Linked DNA regions of Mus musculus: region 2 is linked to region 1. A link is a loop called in an ENCODE intact Hi-C map of the cell type or tissue named here. Cell type or tissue: left cerebral cortex. All regions are shown on one strand.

What was found. A loop is a pair of places that touch in the nucleus more often than their neighbours do. Peaks named below come from ENCODE experiments on the same cell type or tissue, not always from the same donor. Only the 100,000 strongest peaks of a DNase experiment are listed, where the experiment ranks them.
Region 2: a loop joins it to region 1, with 5 times the contacts of the local background. A loop is called at or near these places in 15 of 42 quality-filtered maps.

Annotation. Positions count from the first base shown.
Region 1 is chr9:47,705,777-47,710,776 of GRCm38, forward strand. All of the region lies in intron 1 of Cadm1 (cell adhesion molecule 1), which reads left to right. Among named protein-coding and RNA genes, the nearest start is that of Gm10677, 110 kb to the right of the region's middle. In left cerebral cortex, a CTCF peak has its summit at 2,732 (motif pointing left); DNase peaks (open chromatin) are centred at 107, 746, 1,862, 2,146 and 1 more place; H3K4me3 peaks cover 318 bases; H3K27ac peaks cover 1,804 bases.
Region 2 is chr9:47,123,504-47,128,503 of GRCm38, forward strand. All of the region lies in intron 5 of Gm31698 (a long non-coding RNA gene), which reads right to left. Among named protein-coding and RNA genes, the nearest start is that of Gm31698, 58 kb to the right of the region's middle. In left cerebral cortex, a CTCF peak has its summit at 2,939; a DNase peak (open chromatin) is centred at 2,199.

The DNA.
Region 1 (5,000 bases):
TCAATCCCAGCCATACACTCGTGCTTTCTGTGCCAGGCAGTTGATGTGCTTTCCAGGGTAACCCACTTGGTTTCCCACGTGCTTAAAGAAACACGACTTGCTCTAGGAAGTTACTCCTCACGCACGTGGAAAGCAAACGTGTGCCAGGGTCCCTGTTCCCTGTTGGAGGGAGTATCCAGCAGGGGTCAGAATGGTGGCAGCATCATAGCATGCATCAGAGAGGGGGACAGTGGGACTCTCGCTTTCTAAAAGTTTACTCGTTAGCTCAAATAAATTAGTCACCTGACCTCCGTAGGGATAACACCCCCAAAAAGCAGAGAATCTGATTCCATAGTGTATATATGAAGATAACTATGTGTGTGTAGTACGTGCATAAAGTACTGTAAGGGTGGCGTGCAAATAAGAACATGTGTATAAAACCTGCGTGTGTGCGTATCGTGTGTGTGTGTGTGTAAAGTACTTAATCTTAGTACATACTCAGTGAGCAGTAGCTGACATTGTTGTTCTGATCAAGTCTTCAAGGAAATGAAGACAAATAGCCAAGGGCATTACATGGTAGTGAGTTTTTAAAAAGACTTTAATTTTGTGTGTGTATGTGTGTGTGTGCAATCCTCCCAGATTGTCTATTTAACAGTAAAACTTCTGTCCCCTTTGCACAATTGGGGAATTCACAAAAGGCTTTGGTCTTGTAGATGCAGTAGTTTGTCCGCTGCAAACCCGGCTTCTGACAAACTGAAGGCTTGCTGTGCTCTGATATGTTAGCAGGCAATGCGTGGTTTTAATATTCATGGTCTCTAAGTGCTACCGACTGACATTCGGTACTAAATGTGCAGATACGGGTGCTGAGCGAAACACAGGCGGAGGACTTGCTAATTTGTATTCTAGATGGAAATCTTAAATTAGTTTCCAAGATTTTTAAATGGATTTTTAAATGCCGGGCACATAGGAGATTGAGTTCATATTAATATTTATAAGGTTTGAGAAGATATTTAGTGAAATATTTGTATAATTTAATTTTGGTCATAATCAAGAAGAAAACCATAACAAGAAGGACATTGCACTTTAGTTTGGTGACTCTTTGTAGCTCAGAGTTAGAATTATTTTTTTCTGGAAAAACTCATGCTGACCCCTGCATGTTTAAAGAGAACTTTTTTTTAAATTTATACCCAGAAGTTAGATGTTATGTGTGTATAAATTCCTTGAGTTGGATTGTTTTATGGTAATTTTATATAAGCTAATTAGGAAATCAGTATTGATAATGATTTTTTTTTAAGCCTTCATTGATAGTCCTGCAAAACTCCATATTGTAGCTGCTTTTATATTCTGTAGTACAGGGAAGAGCACCCTGGGTTCACAGGAAACCTGCTTCCTGTGGTTTTGCTTAGGGCTAATTGAGCTTAATGTAGTTTTGTGTGCAGAAGGTATTGACTTGTGCATAGTATTTAATTTGTGTAAATATGTGTGTATGTAATGTTTGGCCCCTCCGAGTTTTATTTTAAATGTAACCCTTGAAACTGGGATAATAGAAATTCGTAGCTTAGGCCTGCTAGCAATTGCAGGTGCCAACGGTTTAAACTGCTGTAGAAATACAATTATGAGCAGCCAAGAGCAAATCTTGTTTTAAGGTCCATGTGTAATGAATGCCTGTTAGTATTATAGAATACAATTAAAAAGAGGTTTACCTCTCCTAAGCTGTGATTGGTTCTTTCTGATGGAAATGTTGAGTCCCCTGAGTAGAATGTGTATTCAGCTCTCGGTGATTTAGACACCAGTGAGCCTGGCATACTGCAGGCTTGGATAAATTCAGGGCAGTTATAGTCAAGCAGAGATGGGAAAAGACTGAAAGATTAATGAGCGAGCTTAAAACAAAGCTTCAAAAATGAGAGCAGTGCTCTGCTCGGTCTTATATAATTGTGCAGAATAGAAGTCGGTTTTGGCGGCTGTTGTTAAAAAAAATTTTAGGATCTTGGCAGAAAATGTTTATTTGTTATAAAAATCGGACCTAGAGAATGCAAGTGAAAACCTGGGTTGAAATATCCAGTTCCTGCTTGGCTGTGTAGTCCTCAGAGACACACCCTGCCCATAGCCTCTTTTATTCTTGCTTGACCAAGCCTCTTCAGTTCTCCCCACTACACCCCCCACGGAACTTCCCACTGCTTCATGATGGTGAGGGCCAAAGTCCCAGCTCTGGCTACTCTCCAGGAAGTGCACATCTGGGTGGTGTTCCTGGAGGCCTCACTGGCACTCTTGCGTGTTGACCAAGGCCTAACAGATCAGGACCGTTCAGAAGCATGAGAGCCCTCTGCCACGGTAGCCCAACTTACTGCTGATTACCTGTGGATCCCAGTTTCTGGCTGGTGGCTTTCAATAGTAGCCTCGTGGCATTTCTTTACTAAGACTTAATGCAAGGGATCCTAATGGCTTTAAAATGCGCTTTTACCTTTGCCAATCCTTTTAATAGCCCCTGTAACTAACCTTCCATTTGCCCAACACTGTGGAGCTCTGCTGCGGAGCTGGTCATCCCGTAATGCGAGGCTGGGCACTCAGGGAAAGGGCAGCTCGTAATTAACGCAGTGCAGGTGAGCCATTTCTTTGATCCAGGGCTTGCCAGCGCAGTGAAGAAGAGCAGCCTTGGAAGAGAGACTGCCAACTCAGAAGAGGGTTCTCCAGTCTGTGTAGACACAGCAGCAGCCTTTCACTCTGCCTGTCCCTTTCTTCAAGGAGTTTGGCGCCACCTACAGGAGGCAGGAAGCGCGGTAACCTCAGCTTCTCATGGAAGCACTGGACTTCTCCCCGTGGTCATTCCTCATATTTAGGGTTTTTTTCCCCCCCTATCAAGTTGATCACTTGTTCAGCATGTAGTATTTATCAAGCCTCTCTTTGGCCACGGGATGATGCTAAGCTCTATGGGAAGAAAGGTTACGTCTGTACTAACTGTTTTGGCAGAAGATTCCTCACCGGTAATTGCTTGGTAAGGTCTCTGTTTCTGCTGCCCTGAGCCTTTTCCTTGGACACTCCAGCAAGAGAGAGCAGTTACAGATGGGCGTTGGAGGGGACAGCCTACAAGGGCTGCAGACTTCACTTTTGAGTTTCCTTTGTTTTTTTTTTTTTTTTTTTTTTTTGTGGACAGAGTGGCAGCCAATCCATTATTTTCTTGTTTGTTTCTATTTGTTTTCTTTGGAAAGAAATGTTGAGTTTAACAAAGGGGTGGGGGGAACTACAGTCAAGGAAGTTCAAGATGCATGATCCAGTTCAGAGACTTCAGGGGGAAAGACAGGTGATCGCTGTTGCTGGTGCATTAAAGGTGCTGAAGAGATAATGAGGATCAATTATTTTCATTCATCAGCCTTTCATAACTGTATCACTGAATTAAGCTCTCCATTGTTCCACGCTGGAGGGATTTGGCTTGAAAGGAGTTAAGAAGGTAGGTTTCTGCCTGCGAGTGAATGAGCTCAGCTCTCCCTTCCCCACCAGCACCCCTAACCCAGACCTGTTCTTGAACTCTCTGCCTGCACCCTGCTGGGTTTTTTGTGTCATCTTGCACCACACCCCGACCCCCACTCCACCACTCTGCCTCCCAGACCCACTGTGGCTCACATCAGCTTGAGCACGTGTCCTCATCTGTCCACTACAAAAGACACAGTCATGTAACCTGCCCTTCTTTGTAGTATTTCTAGCTTTTCTTTCCCCCCTCCTCCAACTTCTGGGCAAATGACATCATCATTCATTCAGGGTTCTGGGAAATAACTCCTGGTTATCTTCCACACGTTCCCCAAGAAACTCAAGTAGGTTCTGAGCCTGTCTCTTTACCTCTATAGCTTTTCGTAAATGTCCTTGTTTAAAACTGAATTTCTGTTTTGCTTTTCTGTCATTTCATCCTCTCGAATTTCCCGTAACTTTGTATTTTCTAAGTCATTTGTCTTCTTTAGAAATCCTTACTAGTTGGCTTCTAGTAGATTTGTATAATGGCCTGTTGGCTAGAGAGAGCTGTCTAGTCAAATGAAAAATTTCCCACCAAGCCCCATGTTAAAATAGACTGTGGAATTTGGATATTTTTCTGGGTTTAGACACTTAGGTTTCTATTTAAACATCAAAAGGAATTTACAGATAAGAAAAACATGTTAGTTATTTGATGGGGAAGGCCACACATTGGAGCTGAAACGATTTTAAATACAGTATTTCATATGTTTATACCAAACAACTGACTAATGGTTTCTAAAAATAAATATTTAGAGCATCACCTAAGCCGATGCACAGGCAGAGTACACAGAAAGTGTATTTGCTGTCATAGTCACCAGGGTAATGCAAATCAAAACCGCCTCACTACCCACCAGGATGGCTAAAGTTTAACAAAAGATAATAATTGCAGACAAAGGTGTGGAAAACCTGGCAACTTTATACATTCGTGGTAGAGATGTAACATGATGCAGTAAATTTGGAACCAGCTTGGTGGTTCCTCAAAGTATTAAAAATAGTGATCAAAGGATCCAGCAGTTCCATGCCTAGCAATGTACCCTGGGATCAAAATGTGTCTCCATAGAAACATGCTAGACAATGTTCAGCAGAAGTATTCATAATCACAAAACCCAGAAACAACCCAAATGCACACTGCTTAACAAATCGATAAGGAACACGTGGCGCATCCACTCAGTGGAATATTATGCAGTCTTTAACAGCAGCACACAGCATAGCATGGATGAGCTTAAAACACCATGCCAAGTGGGAGAAGTGCCATTTATCTGAAATTTCCAGGAAAGGCAAGGCTATAGCCACAGAAAATAAATTACTGGCTGCCGAATTGGGCAAAAGATGTGAGAATGAGTGCTCGTGGATGTGAGATGGTTTGGGGATGAAGTCAGGGTTTGTAACTTAGGTACTAGTGACAGGTACTGGGCCCTGTGAACCTCCTAGAGATTTCTAGCACCTTCTAGAGACCACTGAACTGTATATCCCAAATGCATGAATTATCATCTCCTATGTGCAGTAAAGCTGTAGATGGT
Region 2 (5,000 bases), 580 kb before region 1:
TCTGCTCTCCTCAGTCAAGAAAGGCCATTAGTTCCCAGAAACAGAAAGTCAGGATTTCAGCATTCTCCACCCCAAACTTTGCAGCTATGCTCTTTGCTCTCCCGGACGCTTTGCCTCTCCATTCTCTTCTTCCAAATGGGCTCAGAGCATGCACTGAGAGGCAGTCCCAGCCCATGGTCAGTTAGTGATATCAAAAGCTATCATGGCTTCTCTAGTCTGGATGCAGGGGAAGGGATAGGGGAAGGAGAAGAAGGAGGAAGGAGATCAGGGGGAAGAGGGGGAGGAGCAAAAGGAAGAGGAGGAAGAGAATGCCTTGCCTTCTCTGTGTACTTTAATTACATAAATAATACATGCTCATTGGAACAAATCAAATAATTAACAGATATGTTTTTAAGTTCATAGACTCACCTTCTCTCTCCTTCTGTCTTGGAATGACTTTCGAGATAACCCTGAATTCCTGTGCACCCAGTACAGGTCCTCTGCTTCAAACCTAATCTCACCCCATGCTATGAATCCTACACACACACACACACACACACACACACACACACACACACACACACACACACACATCCTTTTCTCATCTACCCAGTCATATGTGTTTGTAGCCATCAACATCCTGATTGCTAATTAGTCTAGAATCTTTCTACAACCCTTTCAAGTGCCCTGAACTTTGGAGAGTCCTAAAATAACCATGGTATGGTTAAAAAAAAAAAAGCCCTGGCAGCCCCCTTTCCTGGATGTACCTTAATGTCTCCTTTGAGAGAGAAGTTTCCTCCTGCAGCCATTAGGAAAGTTTTAGAAAGGATCCGAGAAGGGACCAATGTGAGACTCCCATCAGTGAAATGTGTCTGGACATTTTCAGGGCTGAGCAAACCATATGTCTTCATAATTTGGTTGTGTCCTAGTCTCTGGGGCACCCTGGCTCTATTGAATGCCGAAGGAGTTATTTAGGATCATAAATAATATTATCTGAGAGGGTCCACTGGGTAAACAGAGTCAGTGTGTAAATTGTCGGAGTGTGATATTGATTGTTCTTCACTGACTAATGAATTATTCTGTTTAAGAGCCCAGAGAAGAAGCGCATAGCATTTCAAGGCAAGGGGCCCTTTGAAGAATTTTCTTGAAGAAAGGCTTGTGTCTAGTGATGTTGCCTGCTATAGCCGAGGGAGATCACTTTGTCAGCCACTATGCTGTCATGGGACGATCACAGGTCACCCCGTGGGGCTGGGATCCCAGCAGGAGTCACAGGATGAAGGGGCTGGATAGATGGAGGTGACTGCCAAGTCCAATCAAACCCAGCCCTGCCAGGCAGATTTTATACGCACTCTCTGTGGTGCTTAGAGGGTTGAAGTCCTAACGCAAAAGTGCCCCAGATGTGGAAGCTGGAGTCAGACTCAATGGCATGATTTTGTGTGATATCTATGAATTAATCATTTCATGCTCTTACCTTCTCCCAGTGACTTGCTAGAGGCCATTTGGGTCCATGTTGGAAGGAGATAACAAAAGGCTTGTGTTTTAGCTAGTCTCTGTATCTAACTTCCTTCTATAGAGTCACACGCTTCTGAGCCTGTGTTGTAGCTCCTCTCCCTATTGGGTGTCCCCAACCTGCCCAGTTTCCATGACATCTTGACCATTTACATATCCCCACTCTCTTTACCACAGAATGTCTTTTCCCATCTCTCCCTCCACCCCATCTGCAACTGCCATGTCACTCACATTTTTCTTATTGGCTTTTCTCGCTTCTGTGTATTTTGGACACTGCTTATTGTACCTATGTGTTGCAGATCTGCTTCTGCCCAACTTTGGTCTGCCTTTTTCACATCCTTTATGCCAATGACTTGGTGAACACACATTCTTAATTTTGATGTAGTTAGATGATCAGGTTTTTAATGTATTATTAATGCCTTGTGTATTTTGTTTCAGAAATTTTCCCTCACTCCAAGTCACAAAGATATCTTCCTTTATTTACTTCCAAAACATTTTCAGCTTGGCCTTTCACACTAAAGTCTTTAGTTTGCCAACAAATTGTTCCTATGATCTATGCATTATGGTAAATTCTTTTCTTGGGTCTCCCACTTGTTTCTTATGAGTATAGGCAACTGTCCCAGCCCTGATGTTAAGGTGTCCCACATCTCCTGCCCGATGACTGGCTCGTCTCCAATGACTCCTGGAATCTCTATCCACCATCTGTCTCTTCTCTCCTTCTTTGGTCTCACGCCTGAGCCATTTACTTACAATTTATTCTACAGTGGCATGTGCATGCCCATGGTTTGCACACTAACTCCCTAGGACAGAAATAGCTTCTATTCCTTTTCTCCAATCCACTCCCTCACCAGTCCCTACTACCTCACAAATACCAAGCTCTCTGTAAACCCAATGAGCACCTTTTAAAAGGACTGAAATGTCAGGCTCTGTCTTCAAACCACACTGCACTGGGCCATCCTAGGAAAATCTAGTTTGGATCATTCTGGAGACACCACAATTTAACTCCACGTTGGTGTTTTGTATTGTTTTCTTCTGAGCCATCTGAGTTTGGTAGAATGCGTGAGGCTGATTAAACACTAGGGGTAAAGTCATAGAAAGCACTCACCTGGCTTTCCCGTGTAAATCTAAGTCACAAAGGGGCCTCAAACCACTTGTTACAAAGCAAAATCCACAATAAGTGAGATGATCCCCAAGTCTACTCTACAGCTCAGGGCAGCAAAGGCACTGTGGCAGCCCAGGATTTCCAGCATGCTTCCCTACACAGCAGAGGGCTCTCAGAGACTCTCCTGGCACCAGTGAATAAAGACATCTCAGTCTACCTAGTCAGATCTGCATGCTGGCCTGCAAAGGGAACTCTCAGCAACTCAGAACACAGTGGGCACTACTAGTTCTTGCCTTTAAAAGAAGTAGCCTCCACATAACTAATGCTGGTGGTACTGCAGTACAGGTTCCAACCAGGTGAGGGAAGTAGAGGCTTGTACTGGTACAAAATGGTTAAGAAAGGGATAAGGAGTTGCCTCAATGAGCACTTGCCACGCAGGCTTGAGGATCTGAGTTCAAATCTCCAGCATTCACTAAAGGATTGGTAGTAACTGACCAATCTCATAATCCCAACTCGTTTGTTTGTTTGTTTGTTTGTTTGTTTTGTTTTGTTTTTCAAGACAGGGTTTCTCTGTATAGCTCTGGCTATCCTGAAACTCACTCTGTAGACCAGGCTGGCCTTGAACTCAGAAATCTGCCTGCCTCTGCCTCCCAAGTGCTGGGATAACTCTTTGAGGAGGCAGAGACAAGAAGATTGCTGAGGCTTGCCAGTTTTGAAGCGAGCTCCAAGGTTAGTGACAGAACGGAGATAGAACATGATATCCAACATCCTTCTCTGGTATCCGTGTGTGTGTGTGTGTGTGTGTGTGTGTGTGTGTGTGTGTGTGTGTGTACAGGTGCATGGGTTGCACACGCACCTACCCCACACACACACACACATGATTGCCCAAAGGAAAGGATAAGGTAAACAGACGCCATGTTCCTCATTCAAAGAATACTTTTAAAACATTCCCTGTGTACTGGGACCTCTCTGCTGAATGCTTAAGCCTTGAGGATGACACAGATCCCCACAGCACTGAACATCTACTGTTCTCCTAAACAACTACACATCTTGGCTATAGGCAGCCTCCTGGGTTCCCTTGGTATCTAGAAAAAAGGCACTCAATCAGATTCCCTGTCCCCAAATAGCAAAACTGCAAACATCCAATTGAAACTCCTTCATGACATCACCACCAGAGATGCAATGGCTGGGAAGGAAACTTCCCGAGCCCCACCCAAGTCATCTGCCTTTGTTTGCTGAGTTCAGTCTTCAAGTTAATTCAGAGCAAAAGACAGTTACTTAAATCCAGATATTTTATCTTAATGTGGGTAATTCCCATAATATTATACATTAAGATGTCTGACTTCAGCTGCCACCCAACAGGCGGCAGGGATGTCGTTTCGGATCTGTTTTATCGCTGCAGGGGCATATGTTTCTATTGTGTTTATGGCACATGAGAGCCTGGCACCAAACGGGTCTAAGATTCAAAGAGGGAAACTGAACCAGTTAGATGAATCTGACGTTTGTTTATAAGGTAGGAGCTCAGAGCTGGAGTTTGCACATGTGCCATTGTGTGTGTGTGTGTGTGTGTGTGTGTGTGTGTGAAGAAAAAGAGGGAGAAAAATCTCCGTCCTTCACGAGGACCTTGGTGTTCGTCTATACCAACTACAAAAGCTATACCTTAAAGAACCAATGGCCCGTGTATACCAATCCCTGCCAAAGGCAAAGCCAGTACCTCTCAACTGATCCCAGCATCTCAGCAGTAAGAAAGTCAAATGCAAAGAAGACAGCTTCTGCTCCAAGCCACGCCCCCTCGCAACATCCCACTCAGCCTTCTCAGCCAAATTAGCCAGGGGTTGCTTGTGTGGGACTCATTGTGTTGCCTTGGCTCTGATACACACCAAGATAGGCTGGGGCGCTGCCAAGCGATTAAGCGATTGTGGCTAACCTATTCGTTGAACTGTCTTCTTCTGCAATATTAAAAGTTTTATAGCCTCAAGCAGTGCACTTTGGCTCCTAGTAATTAATACTGATTTTACCATAATATCTTATTTTTATGGGCATTATCTTGTTTTTCATGAGCTGGGAAAATATCACTGCAGCTTATGAAATACGTTGTAATATCTCACTTCACACAATCATCTTCGTGTCATTATCTGGCCCCTGGAGCAACTGACTGAGTCCACATGATACCGAGTGATATTTATTTTCCCGCTGATAATTTGAGGGGTGCACTTTCTATTATGCTGCACAGATGGTAAGTCTAACTTTGGCCACAAATAACATCCTTCAAGTCTTGGCTCCTAGGCTGGGCCATCCTTCCCCACTGCCTGAGAAATCCAAGTTTTCCATCCCCTCAACTTTTCAAACATAATATGCTATGTTGTGTTTTAAAATTTTTTTCTCTGCAAAACAATGAAGTATTTTTGTT